Linked DNA regions of Mus musculus: region 1 is linked to region 2. Evidence: chromatin loops called from intact Hi-C (ENCODE). Cell type or tissue: heart. All regions are shown on one strand. Each heading gives the region's core, and the rest is flanking DNA. Links, peaks and the distances in the headings are about the cores only.

Region 1 (4,686 bases), core at 704-3,203, 120 kb after region 2:
AGGTATGGTGGTACTGGTTCTGAAGGGATGGAGGTGTCGTGGAAAGTTCGTAGGCCTCTGTATCAGCTCCTGTGTCCAGGTTCCTGTCCTGACTTCCCCCAATGATGGACTAGGATGTGGGAGTGTAAGCCAAATAGACCCTTCCCTCCCCACCTTGCTTTTGGTCATAGTGTTTCACTACAGCCATAGTAACCCTAACAAAGACAAACAGTGAGCCGAACAAACCCTTCCTTCCTTAAGTTGCTTTTATCATATATTTTGACAAATCAAGGAAAAAAGTAACTAATATACCACGTAAGTGGATAAGAGAGAGAAATTGTTAGTAACAAGGTAAGTTTAGTGAAACAAACAGTGAATTTAGCTAGCTATAAGAGGAACCTACTATAACAATGCACAGCGCTTTTAGGATAATAGATCTATTTATCCAAACAGGGCAGCACCGATTTGTCAAGGCAATTGATTTTTCTTTTTTAAATCCTTTGCCTCAGAGGGATGCGATTCCACTTTTGTACAGCAGGTGGCGCTGTGAGCACCGGAATCCTGCTCAGCCACGGTTGGCTGCGTCTGCGTGGTGAATGCCAAGGCAGACAAGCTTGTTTGTATTACAGGAGTCTGTTGCTTTTCAGAATTTCATTAAGGAGAGAAAGGCTATTCTTATTGCAATTACAATCAGTTTACATTTCCAATGTGCCTCTAGTACCGGCAAAGACCGCAGCACTGTCGAAAGTGCCTGAGTGGCTTTTTCGGAAAACCGAAGCAGGGATTTGCTGAGTTCTTGCCTGCAGTGAAATAAATCTTTTAATTGTATTTACAGATGAAGATTCGTAGTAAATCTTGGCGAGAGACGCTCTGGAAATATTTGTTATGTTGGCCGTATCTGCACTGTTTTTTTTTTTTTTTAAAGATGAAGTTATTATGTTTTTAGATGAAGTTATTATTTTTTGTATTTTATTGTCTCTGTTCTTTCATATCTGTTGAAAATGACTTATTAGCCGGGCAGTGGTGGCGCACGCCTTTAATCCCAGCACTTGGGAGCCAGAGGCAGTCTGATTTCTGGGTTGGAGGCCCGCCTGGTGTACAAAGTGAGTTCCAGGACATCCAGGGCTATACAGAGAAAGCCTGTCTCGGGGGGGGGGGGGGGGGAAGAAAGAAAGAAAAATGACTTAGTAGATGATCAATATTTGGTAAAAAAAATTTTTTTTAACCATGTTCTTAGATTGGCACAGAGCATATAAATCCTTGAATTCTGAGGTCTGTGAGAGTAGCCTTTGGATCTTAATTTTCTTAACTGGTCTTCATCCTGATAGAAAATTTGGTGAAATAAAGACATTGAGTTCTTCCCACAGCCAGCCGTTTTGGCGAGATGGGAATTGTACTCCTCGGAGTGTTCTAGAAAAAGCTGATTCAAAGCAACCTTCATATATTTGAAATGTCTTATTTTCTCATTATGCAAATTGTGCGTGATTCCACTTATGGGGGGGTCTCCCGAGTAGTCAAATTCATAGAAAACAGAGAGCAGAATGGTGACCAGCAGGGCTTAGGGGAACAGGGAGTGAGTGGGAAGCTGTTTACAGAGTAGGGTTTCTGTTTTGCTTGCTCGAGAGATTCTGGAGTGTTGTCTGTGTGCACCGAGAAGCGATTGGGATGGCACAGCCTTTTGATAGCGTCCTTGGCGTAATTGCAAATTTAAAACAGAGGGTTTGGACAGTGGTGGTCGGTGGCCTACGGTTAGCATCCTGAGGGCTCAGGCTGGCTCACTTGCAGCAGTTCAATGCAGTGGCCGTCGGCTACAGTACACCATGCATGCCAGTGGATGAGAGTCAGGTCCCGCAACTACTGTGTAGGTCTGAGGTCTTCCGGGGGGGGGGGGGGAGGGTGCAGGCTCTGCCTTTGCAGCTGAGATGTAGTGTCAACTTCCCTCACACCCGGAAGCCTCTGTTTGGGTTCCTTCCACCCAGCTCTGCAGGGAACACCTTTTTCTATAGATGTAAAAGGAGTGAGTAGCCCGGAGGACCCAAACCAGAATCCTGCATCAGCTTGTCCTGCCCTTTCCACCCGTTCAGGCTTCTTGTCCTTCTTAGCTTGGCCTTTTTGCGCCTCCTGCTGGCCCCGGAAGGACCTGAGCTTGGTGTCCTCTATCGCAGAGGAAGACCTGTGCCAGCCTCCTCACCCCCCCGCCCCCGCCCCCCACGCTGTTCCCTTGTTCATTTCCCTACTTGCGCTGAAGCTGTAGTTACTCTGGTGAAACAGTAGGTGGCGGTGTGGCAGACGATGCCTCTGCTCTGTGCTGCACAGCCTGCCTTTGTCTCCAAGCCTGCTACCAGAGAACATGTCAGAATGGCCAGTTTGAGTCAAATTCTGATCATCACCTCAAAAAAATTCCCCAAACAAAATAAGAAAACACTCCCCCCAAACAACAAAAACCCTCACACCCCTACTTGTTCCCCCACTCCCAACAAATAACTAAGAAAGAAACTTGGCCAAGAGAAACAAAGACACATTCATTATGTGACTCAAACGGGTAGTAAGTACCGTGTGTAGTTAAGTAAGATTTTATGGAGACTCTTAGCACACTTAAATCATATTTGTTGATCCAGCATGCAAAGTGATATGTTTGCTTATATTTTCTATTATGTTCCTAACAACTATGTGTGAGTGTATGTGTGTGTTTGTGTAGTTGAGGATATGTATGTATTTATTTATGTATGTGTGTGTGGTGAGTGGATGTGGTGTATGTGTGTATTGAAATAGCAAAGCCTTTAAGAAGGAGAATTTTGATAGGCAGTGTTTATTCTATTATTTTCTGTTTTGGTTTCTGAGGTCTTACTACATCCTTTAGGCCACTCTGAAGTTCACTGTGTGGCCCAGGTGGTCCTCACACTCATGATCCTCCTTCCCTTATTTCCTGTTTGCTAAGATACGAACCTGCGTTGCCATACCCAGTAGCAGATTTTAAATACCAGGAAAACAATTAATACAGGAAAAATGCCCTCTCCTCTCCTAGTTGGTAAAAGGTTACAGTAATATGGAACTGTAGGAAGAGTCTTGGCTTTTGAAAATAAAGGACTTGGATTTAAGTAATTACTATGTTCCAAGACCTCACGAGAGCCACCCCACATCTCAAAGGCCTGGCCAGCTTCCTCACTTATGAGTATGACAGTCCTCCTTGTTTCTCCCAGAGTTGTTGGGTGGACTGGGCAAGTTGATGGCTGTGGTGGTCTGAATAAGAATGGGCCCCATAAGTGCATATATTTGAATGCTCATATATTTGGAAGAAATGTGAGTGTGGGGGGAGGGGGGAGGAGGTTGTGGGGAGTGGATTTTGTGATTTCAAAAGCTCACACCATGTCCAGTGTCAATTCTCTCTCTGCCTGTGGACCAGGATGTAACTCTCAGTTAGTGCTCCATGTTGCCTGTGCCCTGGACAGCCCTCCACCCAACTCTACCTGCCCTTGGTGTTTGGGGATGAGTTGGCACAGAGTCAACGACACAGACTCTGGGAATAGGTGAGAAACCTGCAGCAAGCTCATCTGAGCACTGCTCCTCCCCCCCACACTCACATTTCTTCCAAATATATTAGCATTCCAAATATATGCGCTTATGGGGCCCATTCTTATTCAGACCACCATAGTCATCAACTCGCCCAGTCTACCCAACAACTCTGGGAGAAACAAGGAGGACTGTCATACTTATAAGTGAGCACTGCAAGCTCCTTTAATACCCTCCACCCACACCCCCATTGGTCCCAAGAAAATATCTATGCTAAACAGCAGTTCCTGATTGACTGGCATTGTCTGCACCAGCAATCCTTGTTCTCTCAGGCAGTCCTCAGTTGGGTTCTTCAGCAGGAGATGTTTTTGTGGCTGGGTGGCTGGCCCCCAGTGTTTGCATAGAGGCGGGCCCTGCTGTTCCTGCTACACTCTGGTGTGTGCTTGCTGCCAAGCATGATAATGGACTAAACCTCTGAAACTGTAAGCAAGCCCCCAATTAAATGTTTTCTTTTGTAAGAGATGTCTTGGTCATGGTGTCTCTTCCCAGCAGTCGAGCTATTGCTAAGACAATAATGAACTAGTGCTATGACAATGGCAAGCTAACACTTAGGGATGCTAATGTCCTCATTATAAAATCTGATCAGAAGTATTAATACTTGACATCTAACACATTAAACAAAATGAGTTGCGAGAGGACAGAAAGTAGAGCCACAAGCAGGAAATGAGTCAGAGAGGACAGTAGTGTTTACCCATATCCGAGCTACTCTGTTTTTTAACTCTCACATACAAACGAACCCAAATTGGCATCAAGGGGTAAGCCCTTATTATGAGCTTGGAGGTTTTTCAGTTGAGAGCCTAACCTTTAACAGCTGAGCCTTTGCTCCAGCCCAAACTTGGACTGTTTGAAGAGTCAAGTGTCTTCTCTCTTTCCTATTTCAGTTCCCCTACTACCCAGACTTAGAACTGTGGCTGTTAACAGCTGAGGATACCCTTGCCGCCTGTTCTCATGCATACTTTCTTATATGGTGGGGATCAGATCTGGTGGAGTTCGCATCTAACATGTCTCCTAAGTGCCCGTGGGTTACAGCCACCTCCCAACTGTGGTGCTCTTGGGAGACAGTGGAACCTGTCAGAGGTGGGGCCCGGTGGGAAGAGTTTAGGAGAGGGGGACTGCACTGCTGCTGGGGGTATCACA
Region 2 (4,686 bases), core at 378-2,877:
AATCCACCCAGTAAAGTGGCTGTAAGAAGAGAGCCTCAAGCCGGGCAGTGGTGGCGCACGCTTCAGGAGGCAGAGGCAGGCAGATTTCTGAGTTCGAGGCCAGCCTGGTCTACAGAGTGAGTTCCAGGACAGCCAGGGATACACAGAGAAACCCTGTCTCGAAAAAAAAATAGGAGAGCCTCAAGCTCCTAACACGTAGCGAAATTTGTCTTTCCGAAAACTCAAAAAAGAAAAAAAAAACAGTTAATTTTAAAGACAAACTACTGAACCGTGACACCAAAAAGGCTCCCGAAACCAAGCGCTCTTCCAGTACGGTAGCTGTATTCCGCAACTTCCGGCCCTGGAGAGCATTGTAGCCGTAAAGCAAAACTAACTTCCGCCAGCGGAGCCGCAACGCTTCTTTTTACGACTCGCGACCAGAAAGCAACAAACAGTCCGTCAGAGAAGGAAGGGGTAAAAGGTGGAGCATGAAGGATATATTTGCATAACTAAGCGTTCGCTCATTAAGTTTGTTCCTGATTTCATCTGCTAGGCTAGAAACAAGAGAATTCTCGCAAAATCCTAGTAACAGTTTGAAATTGTACTAGATTTTGTGTGCAAAAGCTAAATAGAGCGGCAGCATATTAGTCACCCTCTTTGAAAAACTGGTGAGACTTACTCGATACTTCGCAAGCTAACAGTAAGGCCGATCCTTTCTGGTTCATAAAGCGTGATGATTGGGTGTTCACGCCATTGCGTGACATGTGCCGCCCATAAACCTTGTTACGACGTGGGCACATTACCCGTCTGACATGAACTTAGGAGGATCCTCCACTTCTGGTTCTTGTGTAGATTAGAGTTATGCCCTGTTTTTTACTTCTTGGTTCAGTCAGGTAGGATTACTGGTTAGGTAGTGGAAAGTGTCCAGGGTACCTGGGACTAATACATTATTACTAAAGTACATTCCATTCCTAAGAGAAACTGAAAGTGACAGAGTTATGCTTCTTACAAGTCGCTCTGGTACAATTCACTTCTTTCTAAGAAAAATTGTTTTATTAAGTTATTACTCTGATGTGTATAAATGCTTTGTTCACATGCGTATATGTGTACCTGGTGCCCCCCCTGGTCCCCGCGGAAGCCAGAAAACAGTGTCCAGTTCTCTGAACTTGAATTTCTGGAGTTTGTTAGCCATGGCATGTTCTTAACTGAACCATCTTTCCACTCCAAGACATGCTCTTCTTAGTGTTACACTATTTGCCACTACACTACCAGTGATGCCTGTGTGGCTTTTTTTCCCCCCTTCACTTCTCTGTGTGACCTCTTGCAAACGGCAATAGCTCAGATCTCTATGTCTTAATTTCTGTATTGGGGAAACAAATGTAGATAATTACTGGTCCCCATCTCTTAGGACTGTTGGGACAATTTTTAATGTACATAAATGCCGGGAACAATATCTGATCAGCATAAAGTTCATAGAGGTGTTAGTTCCCATTGTTATGCAACAGCACCAACATTAATTTACATTTCTTCTTTCCAAGAAAATCTGGTGATTAGAATTCTAACTCGGAACCTCTTTCTTCTGGCTTTTCCCACTCTGACCAATTGGTGGCACTCTGATCAATCACTGCTAACCACTTCCAAGAGAAACCTTCCCTTAACAAAAGCAGCTTGAGGCCAGTCAATAAGAGGTTATTGTGTCTGTACTGTGTGGGACGTTTCTTTTCTGTAGCATGTGCCCTTTGTGTCCAGTGGATCCAGACGCCTTTCAGACTTGAGGAGTGCTCTGTATTGTTGAGATCTCTCGCTGGGTTTCCCAAAGCCCGAGCCAGCCATGCCTTTACTTCTATCTAGTGCCTGGCACAATTTAGTCAAGGCAACAAATGTATCCTGAATGCCCATGTCCACGCACAGAGGACAGGCTGGATTGACCACCCACACAATGCAGCTACATGGAGCTGCGTCCACACAATGCAGCTTGGTGCAGCTGCAGTGAGGGAGAAAAAGCAGTCTCTGTGTAACACCATGGAACTCTGGGAATATAGATAGGTGGAAGGAGCAGAGGGGAGGAAGGGTAGATAGATGCTCTCTTGTAAGAAAGAAGGAAAGATAGAGAGTAAGATATATGCATTTCCTTGTGTGTTAAAGTAGAAATGGAAGGTAAATAACATGTATAAACAATTATGTGTCAGGAAATAACAGAATGAAGGAATAGAAGCAAGATCTCTCTATGTGTACTTTTATCGCTTTAACTCGGAAATCATGTGAAACCCTTACATAATTATTTTTAAGAGAAAATCAGGTGTGGTAGCGCATGACTATAATACCAACTTGAAGGAGGCTAAAGCAGGAAGATCCAGGCCAGCCTGGGCTAAACAGTAACATGGCTCAGTTGGGAGTGTGTTTGCACAGGCAATGGACTAGAACCTCCAGCAGGACAGGAGACTGGGGATAGGGTATGTGCCTGTACACCTAGCACTGGTGAGGTCAAGGCAGCAGGGTCAGAAGTACAAGGCTAGTCGGGTCACATGAGACTCAAAATAAATAAAGAATGAATAAGTGAATGAATTGTCAAGTCGCATTCCCTAGAGTGGCACTGAAAATGCTTGGCCAAGGATTTGGGGAGACGGTACGCAATGCCGCCCCGCATGAGGCGGTGCAGCTGCTGCAGGACAGTCTGACAGTTTCTCTGCAAAGTAAACAGGGTCAACACAGAGCTGAACCAGATTTAACAACTGTCTTCATTGATGTATAGCCAAGAGGACTAAATTCTTGTACCAGTACGAAAACTTGAACATGGATGTTCACAGCCACAATCTTCTTAGGCAGTGGGATCAGTTCACAGAAAAAGAGATAAATGCTATCTGTAGCTTACATTACCCTAATGACCATATCAAAGGGGGTCCCTGAGGTGGGCCTGTTGGGAGATACCAAAACTGTGAGCTATGCAGGTTTTGCCTACCAGTCATGCATTACCGAGACAAATACTTGAGACTATTCCTAAAAAGAGGGAAAGATTAGTTTGGCTTGTGGTCTCAGGTGTTCCCTGTCTTTGTGCTGGTGGTAACACAGTAGATCACGGTGGGGGAAAAGAAACAGAAAATGCTGCATCTGGGAAGAAAGTCAAAGACAGACAGACAGACAAACAGACAGACAAACACACACACACACACGGGGAGGGGGCAGAGTGAGAGGAACAGGGGATTTGACTAGGACCAGATTTCTAGTGTCTCCTTTGAACACAGCCCTCTGTTGATGTAAATCCTTTACTTTTGGCCTTACTTCTAAAGCTTCTACCATGTTGTTGTGGTGCCACAAGTAGAGTCTAAGCCTTTAACATATGGGCCTTTGGGGTTAGAGTTCATATCCAAACAAGCCTATGACGTAAGTGACCATACTGCTGTGGAATCCTTGGATGATGGGCCACAGGCCCAATGTTCTAGAAGCTGTGAAGCAAACCCCTTTTCTTCATCAGTTAACTACCCAGATATCTTGTTATGATAACAAAAGCTAGCACAGTGAAGGAAGGGTGAAAGAAACACACGATGGGAGTTTACTTAGATATAATTAATGAAAGATCTTGGTTTCTTCCATGCTGTTTGGTGAGAGTGCTTGGTGCTGGGAATTGAATGTGTGCTGAGTTTACCCATGCTGAGCACATACTGAACAACACCCTCAGCTATAAGTGACATTCTGATGCATATGACACAATGGAAGAACCTTCAAGGCAAAATAAATAAACCAGTGACAAAGGCACATGCTATATGATTCTACTGACACGAAATACCCAGAATATGCATACCAATCAAGGCATGACATGGACCAGTGGTTGCTAGGAGATGGGAGAAGGAAACGGAGGATGGCTGATAATTAAGGAGTTTTCTTTCAGGATGCTAAAAAAGTTGTGGATGTGATAGTGATTGCCCAATCCTGCAAAAAATTTAGTGAATATGGAATGGAATATGATGGTTTGTATATTAAATTTTAGTTTAAAAGTGGTAATGGACCATTGAGACATCTTCTTAGGTGTGGAACATGATGGAACCCCCCGTAACAGTGGGAAGAGAATCAAGTAGTTACAGGTAACAGTATGAGCCTGGACCACAAGGTAAATAAGTAGCTTCCAGCTCATACAGCAAGAACCCAAGATGAAGCTCCTCGGTGGAACATTCTCCGACCCTTTCTTTTTTCAGAGATGTGGTGCTAAATCAAGTAACCTTGCTAAACGGTGCTTGAACAATGCCCAAGGTAATAAGGGGCCTCGTGTATAAGACAGTACTTTAAGAATATATCAGGGCTGGGTTTGTGCAGATTCATGCACAGGTCAACACTACAACCCAGACTTACAGCATAGGTGGACCTAGAGGGAAGAGTGGATAGTGTCAATAAAGGGAAGGAGGACTGAGAAGAAGATGGAGACAAACAAGCCAGGAAAAGTATGAACTCACGTCTTACAAGTCACATATATGACTGTACTGGCTAATTTTGTGTCAACTTGACAGAAGTTGGAGTTATCACAGAGAAAGGAGCTTTAGTTGGGGAAATGCCTCCATGAGATCCAGCTGTGGGGCATTTTCTCAATTAGTGATCAAGTGGGGAGGGCCCCTTGTGAGTGGTACCATCTCTGGGCTGGTAGTCTTGGGTTCTATAAGAGAGCAGGCTGAGCAAGCCAGGGGAAGCAAGCCAATAAAGAACATCCCTCCATGGCCT

What was found. Peaks named below come from ENCODE experiments on the same cell type or tissue, not always from the same donor. Only the 100,000 strongest peaks of a DNase experiment are listed, where the experiment ranks them.
Region 1: a loop joins it to region 2, with 2.4 times the contacts of the local background. A loop is called at or near these places in 1 of 42 quality-filtered maps.

Annotation. Positions count from the first base shown.
Region 1 is chr8:31,029,374-31,034,059 of GRCm38, reverse strand. No RefSeq gene overlaps it. Among named protein-coding and RNA genes, the nearest start is that of Gm32841, 22 kb to the right of the region's middle. In heart, for the core only: CTCF peaks have their summits at 2,053 (motif pointing left) and 2,264 (motif pointing right); a DNase peak (open chromatin) is centred at 2,099; H3K4me3 peaks cover 1,383 bases; H3K27ac peaks cover 901 bases.
Region 2 is chr8:31,145,970-31,150,655 of GRCm38, reverse strand. Snord13 (small nucleolar RNA, C/D box 13) reads left to right here and starts at 698; the gene lies at 698-795. It overlaps Tti2 (TELO2 interacting protein 2), which reads right to left and starts at 340. Exons shown (of 7, transcript NM_144927.3): 1 at 1-340. In heart, for the core only: a CTCF peak has its summit at 1,581 (motif pointing right); DNase peaks (open chromatin) are centred at 385 and 735; H3K4me3 peaks cover 1,254 bases; H3K27ac peaks cover 1,109 bases.